Regions from separate parts of the Mus musculus genome. Here region 1 is linked to region 2. A link is a loop called in an ENCODE intact Hi-C map of the cell type or tissue named here. Cell type or tissue: left cerebral cortex. All regions are shown on one strand.

The links. A loop is a pair of places that touch in the nucleus more often than their neighbours do. Peaks named below come from ENCODE experiments on the same cell type or tissue, not always from the same donor. Only the 100,000 strongest peaks of a DNase experiment are listed, where the experiment ranks them.
Region 1: it touches region 2 in a loop (5-fold over the local background); 16 of 42 quality-filtered maps call a loop at or near these places.

What each region holds. Positions count from the first base shown.
Region 1 is chr13:116,307,413-116,309,912 of GRCm38, reverse strand. Isl1 (ISL1 transcription factor, LIM/homeodomain) reads left to right here and starts at 225. Exons shown (of 6, transcript NM_021459.4): 1 at 225-518; 2 at 1,450-1,639. The coding sequence starts at 491. RefSeq lists promoters at 48-426, 1-428. In left cerebral cortex, no CTCF peak of the experiment used is centred here; DNase peaks (open chromatin) are centred at 197, 446, 1,055 and 1,482; H3K4me3 peaks cover 144 bases.
Region 2 is chr13:116,706,441-116,708,940 of GRCm38, reverse strand. No RefSeq gene overlaps it. Among named protein-coding and RNA genes, the nearest start is that of 4930435F18Rik, 130 kb to the left of the region's middle. In left cerebral cortex, no CTCF peak of the experiment used is centred here; DNase peaks (open chromatin) are centred at 625, 1,092 and 1,288.

The DNA of each region.
Region 1 (2,500 bases), 400 kb after region 2:
GACCCGGGCCACCCGGCGCCCAAGGAGCGACGTGGCCTCGGGAGGCTTAATCCTCTCCTGCGGGCTCGCCGAGCGGGCAGTGGCGCGCGGAGGCGCCGGGGCTGAAATATGATAATCAGAACAGCTGCGCCGCGCGCCCCGCAGCCAATGGGCGCGGCGCTCGCCTGACGTCCCCGCGCGCTGCGTCAGACCAATGGCGATGGAGCTGAGTTGGAGCTGAGAAGTTTGAGTAAGAGATAAGGAAGAGAGGTGCCCCGAGCCGTGCGAGTCCGCCGCTGCTGCTGCGCCTCCGCTCTGCCAACTCCGCCGGCTTAAATCGGACTCCCAGATCTGCGAGGGCGCGGCGCAGCCGGGCAGCTGTTTCCCCCAGTTTTGGCAACCCCGGGGGCCACTATTTGCCACCTAGCCACAGCACCAGCATCCTCTCTGTGGGCTATTCACCAATTGTCCAACCACCATTTCACTGTGGACATTACTCCCTCTTACAGATATGGGAGACATGGGCGATCCACCAAAAAGTAAGAAGCGGTTTAACCTTGTGGGGCTTGGTGTGCTGTTGTGGTGTGGGGGGGTCTCTCTCAGGCACCGATGACAGGGCTCTTTGGATTTGTAGTCACTGCCTGGAGAGACAGAAGAGAAGGTGGTCCTTTTGTTGTTGTTGTTGCTGCTGCTGTTGTGTGTGTGTGTGTGTGTGTGTGTGTGTGTGTGTGTGTGTGTGTGTGTGTGTGTGTTTTCTTCTTGTCACGCTTGCAGCTTGCATGTTTGGTGTGAATTCCGATCTTTGAGAAACTGATCATACCTTGTGTTTGAATGCTCTGTGCCCTCCCAAACTCTAGCCGCCTGCCCGGTGCTTAGCGGTGATTTCCTCCTCCGGATTCCGGAGCTCTTGGAGAAGTTATTATGTAGCAAAGGTCTGCCTGCACAAACCACACCGGCAGATATGAATTAGCATTAGACTTGCAAAAGAGAGCGAGTGACAACTGTATTGATGTCTACTCTTCTAACAATATCCATTCCCGCGTGCTATTGAAGAACGTGCTTCACGGAAAATATAGACATCCCAGCGTTGCTTTAACGCTTCTAGTCAAAACCTTTTCTTTGACATGACTTATCCATAATCTTGCCTAATGATTATAGCAAAGAGGGAGGAGGGAGAAAACACAAAATGAGCGGGTTTGATTGCGTGCTAAGCTTACAATGTAGACTATTCAAATCTGCGTTTTACATATATTCCACCTCCCTTTTTAAAAAAGCGAGTCAAGGTTTTGATGGCACACTCCAATTACCATCCCAAAGTGCAATACTCTTTAAGGGAAGAACAAGAAAAAAAAAAAAAGGGAAAGAAAAAAATTCTTCCAGAATACACCCTATAAGAGAACGACACTAAAAGTGTGTTTATCTCTGTAGGAAGTAAACGGTTAGTCAATCATGCATTTATTTTCATTTCAGAAAAACGTCTGATTTCCCTGTGTGTTGGTTGCGGCAATCAAATTCACGACCAGTATATTCTGAGGGTTTCTCCGGATTTGGAGTGGCATGCAGCATGTTTGAAATGTGCGGAGTGTAATCAGTATTTGGACGAAAGCTGTACGTGCTTTGTTAGGGATGGGAAAACCTACTGTAAAAGAGATTATATCAGGTATGCCATTTTTACAGGGTTATTTTCTGAGATTTCTTGGCTCTCCTTGTTTATTATTTGATGTGCCTTTGTTTTGTTTTGTTGTTTTTAGAGGGAGGGAGAACGTTTACTTTAGAGTGCCCAGTGTACAAGAAATGTTTTTAAAATTAAACTGTTGTTCATTTCATATCTTTGGGGGGTGGGGTGTCGCTGTGTTTCATAAATTTTTGTTGATAAGGTTTGTTAATGACTCTTTGAATTTTTCATACAAAAGATTATTTCCCTCTTTAAACTTCCCTAAGGACAACAACAAAATTAAGGCAAATAAGTTTAGGGTTTCAAACTTTAAAAATTCTATTTTCACTGTATAGTTTATCATCTTATTTATTTTTCTCCTGTTTTATCAATGACTTACATTATTTTGGGGGCTCCAAATAAACAGACAAAAGTTTCACCAAAGGATTTTTGAAGAACAAGTACAAACATTGCTCCCTTTACTTTTGGGGTGACTCTTCCTTTGATAAAAAATTTTAAAACCAAAATAAAATATTCCTTAACGCCCCCCCCCCAAAAAAAACCACCGGAAATTTAATCTTTTTAAATATTAACCCTTTGGTGATATCTAACTGCCTTTTCTTTCTTATCTTATCTGGGCTGATGAATTAGACAGAGCAGATCAAATTGCCCATCATCTGTCTGCGAACAATTGGTATATTTAGGTAATTGAACAGCTTCCTTTCTCACATTAAAATCTAGTAACTGATAAAATGAGGGAATCAGCTGACGGACAAGACCAAAACCAGGGAGGAGGATCTGAGCTGGCTTTTGTTGCACTTTTTTTTTTTTCCTAATTTCAAGTTTCTCTGACCTACCAGTTTATAT
Region 2 (2,500 bases):
AGAGAAAGAAATGAACAGAGAACCAGCATCTCTCAGCCTGGTTATTTTTCTTTCCTTGAAATCCCAGGGCCTTGAGGTTCCAGGAGCCTAAGCGCTCCCCCACCCCCCAGCCCCCACACACCTCCGCCCTCTCCCGCCCCTTCCCAGTACAAAACAGAGACTGACAGGCAGGAAAGGAGGAGCAGACTGGGAGAGAAAACCAGCAAGCTTTTCATAATAAAAAAAAAACAAGCGAAGAAAACAAACCCCTGTGCATCCAGATTACTGACCCGTTTTTTTCCCACCCTCCTCCTTGCGTGGGTTTATTTGGAAACAGTTCGTAGGCGATAATCTCATCTCAGAGATTAACCTTTATGGTCTCTGTGCTCTCGGCAGTTGTGTAATCTAGTTTGTAAAAGTACCGAGTTTTGTTTAAAAAAACAAAAAACCAAAAAACTAAACAGAACAGCCACTCCCTCCTCAAATGATGGGCTTTTTGGTCTAGAGCACTGATGGTGTGGTGGGTAAAGCGCTTGTTGGACCCAAACAAAGACCATGCCAGACCTGAGAACACTGTATGAGGCTCCGGATGGGAGGACTTCTCGTCTTCCCATTCCACTGGAAAGGAATGGATTCCGAACCCGGTGGTTGAATTATGTTTACGAAGGACAGACGGAACAGAATAGAACGAATCCTAAGCGACAAAATGCATTGAGGTTTTGTTCTTCAGTGTGCAGAAATGGAAACAAAAAATGACCAAAGAGGCTGCGGGGATACCCAATGCGCAGGTTATTTTGCAGTACTAAATCATCTCTCCTCCACTTTCCTTCCCCCTCTCAAGAGCTGTGGCCCTGTCGCACAAGATCATGCAGAAGCCCGACCTACAGGCAAGACATTTTCAGAAATAAGGCTTGTAATCTGCCAGAAACCAACAAAGCTACAGACAGGCAGCCAGTCTCTCTCCTCCTTTTCCCTTCCCCTCTCTATTCCCCTTTCTCTCCCTCCACCTCCTTCTCTCCTCTAGCTAGCCTCGCCCCAATTATAACCCAGCCAGTCAGCCGCATACACCTGCTGGAAAGGATCTTGGTGGCATTGATGAGAAAGGGCGATTTTGCTTTTTTCAGAAGCCAACCAGGGTCCCAAGTCTAACCTGCCTTCAACCTCTGTAGGCGGTTCTTGGGCGTGCATGGGAGCCCCAGCCTTGGAGGCTTCCCTAGCCCTGGTTGTTGCTGGTGGGAGCTTTCGCTTTCTCTTGAAATCTCCTTTCTAAGTTGCTTCTCAGCCAAAGGTCCTCTGCAGAGTTTTCAAGGATCTCTTACTGATCTGGGAAAGCCGGGCTTTAAAGGGGGAGCCTGGAATGGCTAGACAGGAGTGGAAGGAGGGTACGTTGATTTCTGCTTTTTAACATTTTAATTTCATTGACATGACTTGAAAGGTTTGTTTTGGTCTAAGGCAAAGCTGCCAGTTCCAAACACAAACAGATGGACACACACACACTGTGTGTGTATCAGATGCTGGGGATAAAAATGGTTTATTGATTGAAATAATAGAGGCATTATTTTGATTTGTCTTGACATGAACGCTGATTTATAGAGGTTCCCCCCCCCCCATTGATTCCTTCTTGTAGTCCAGACACATGGAAATGATAAAAAGCTCACCAAGGCTCACCTTAGTGCTAATCAAGATTGTTCAATGCACGTTATAAATCTGATATTATATTTATTGCTTATCTTTATTCAGGAGGTTAGACTCCATCCTAGGGCTGTCCCCTTTCAAAAAAATGTTTTCGGGTGCATGTGTTTCCACTTTGCACTTTCAACGGACTGGAGAGGACAATAGTGTGAAAAACATCTGAAAATATGAGGCGACAACAGGGCATGTGTGTTTCATTTCTGCAGTGTTAGGGTGGAAAGTAACAAAAGAAACACACACACACACACACACACACACACACACACACACACACACAGAGTGAGGCCCAGGGACCCAGCACAAAAGACTTGCTGACCCAAAGCTAACACAAGACAAATTAAAGAACAGAGCAGGGACTGGGAGGGACTGGAGACAAACAGTTGGGGGGAAAGATCGCATCGAGTGCCTAGGACAGATGAAATACGGGAGAGAGAAGAGCAGACAAAGTAGTGCTCAGGACTGGAACTCACACCCCCGAGGCTGTGGAACAATACATTTGCTTAAAATACGAAGTTTCTTCGGCTGCACAATAACATAAAGGGATCACAAAATAAACATTACTTCTCTTGCAAGAGCGGAACAAACTGGTCACTCTAAACCAAACACAATTGTTCCAGTTTAATTGTGGGATCAGAAAACCCAGGCTGACTCCAACTCTCCTCTCGCTGCATGCCTATGAAGGGTAAAGTCTAAGGGGGTTGGGATTGGACTGCGAAACGCCTTTTCAGTGAAGCGACATCAATATTTGCAGAGTTTAAAGCTTCAAGAATACAAAGGCAGGCATGAGATTATCTGATTATCCACGGATACCATACCGAAGAAAGGAACG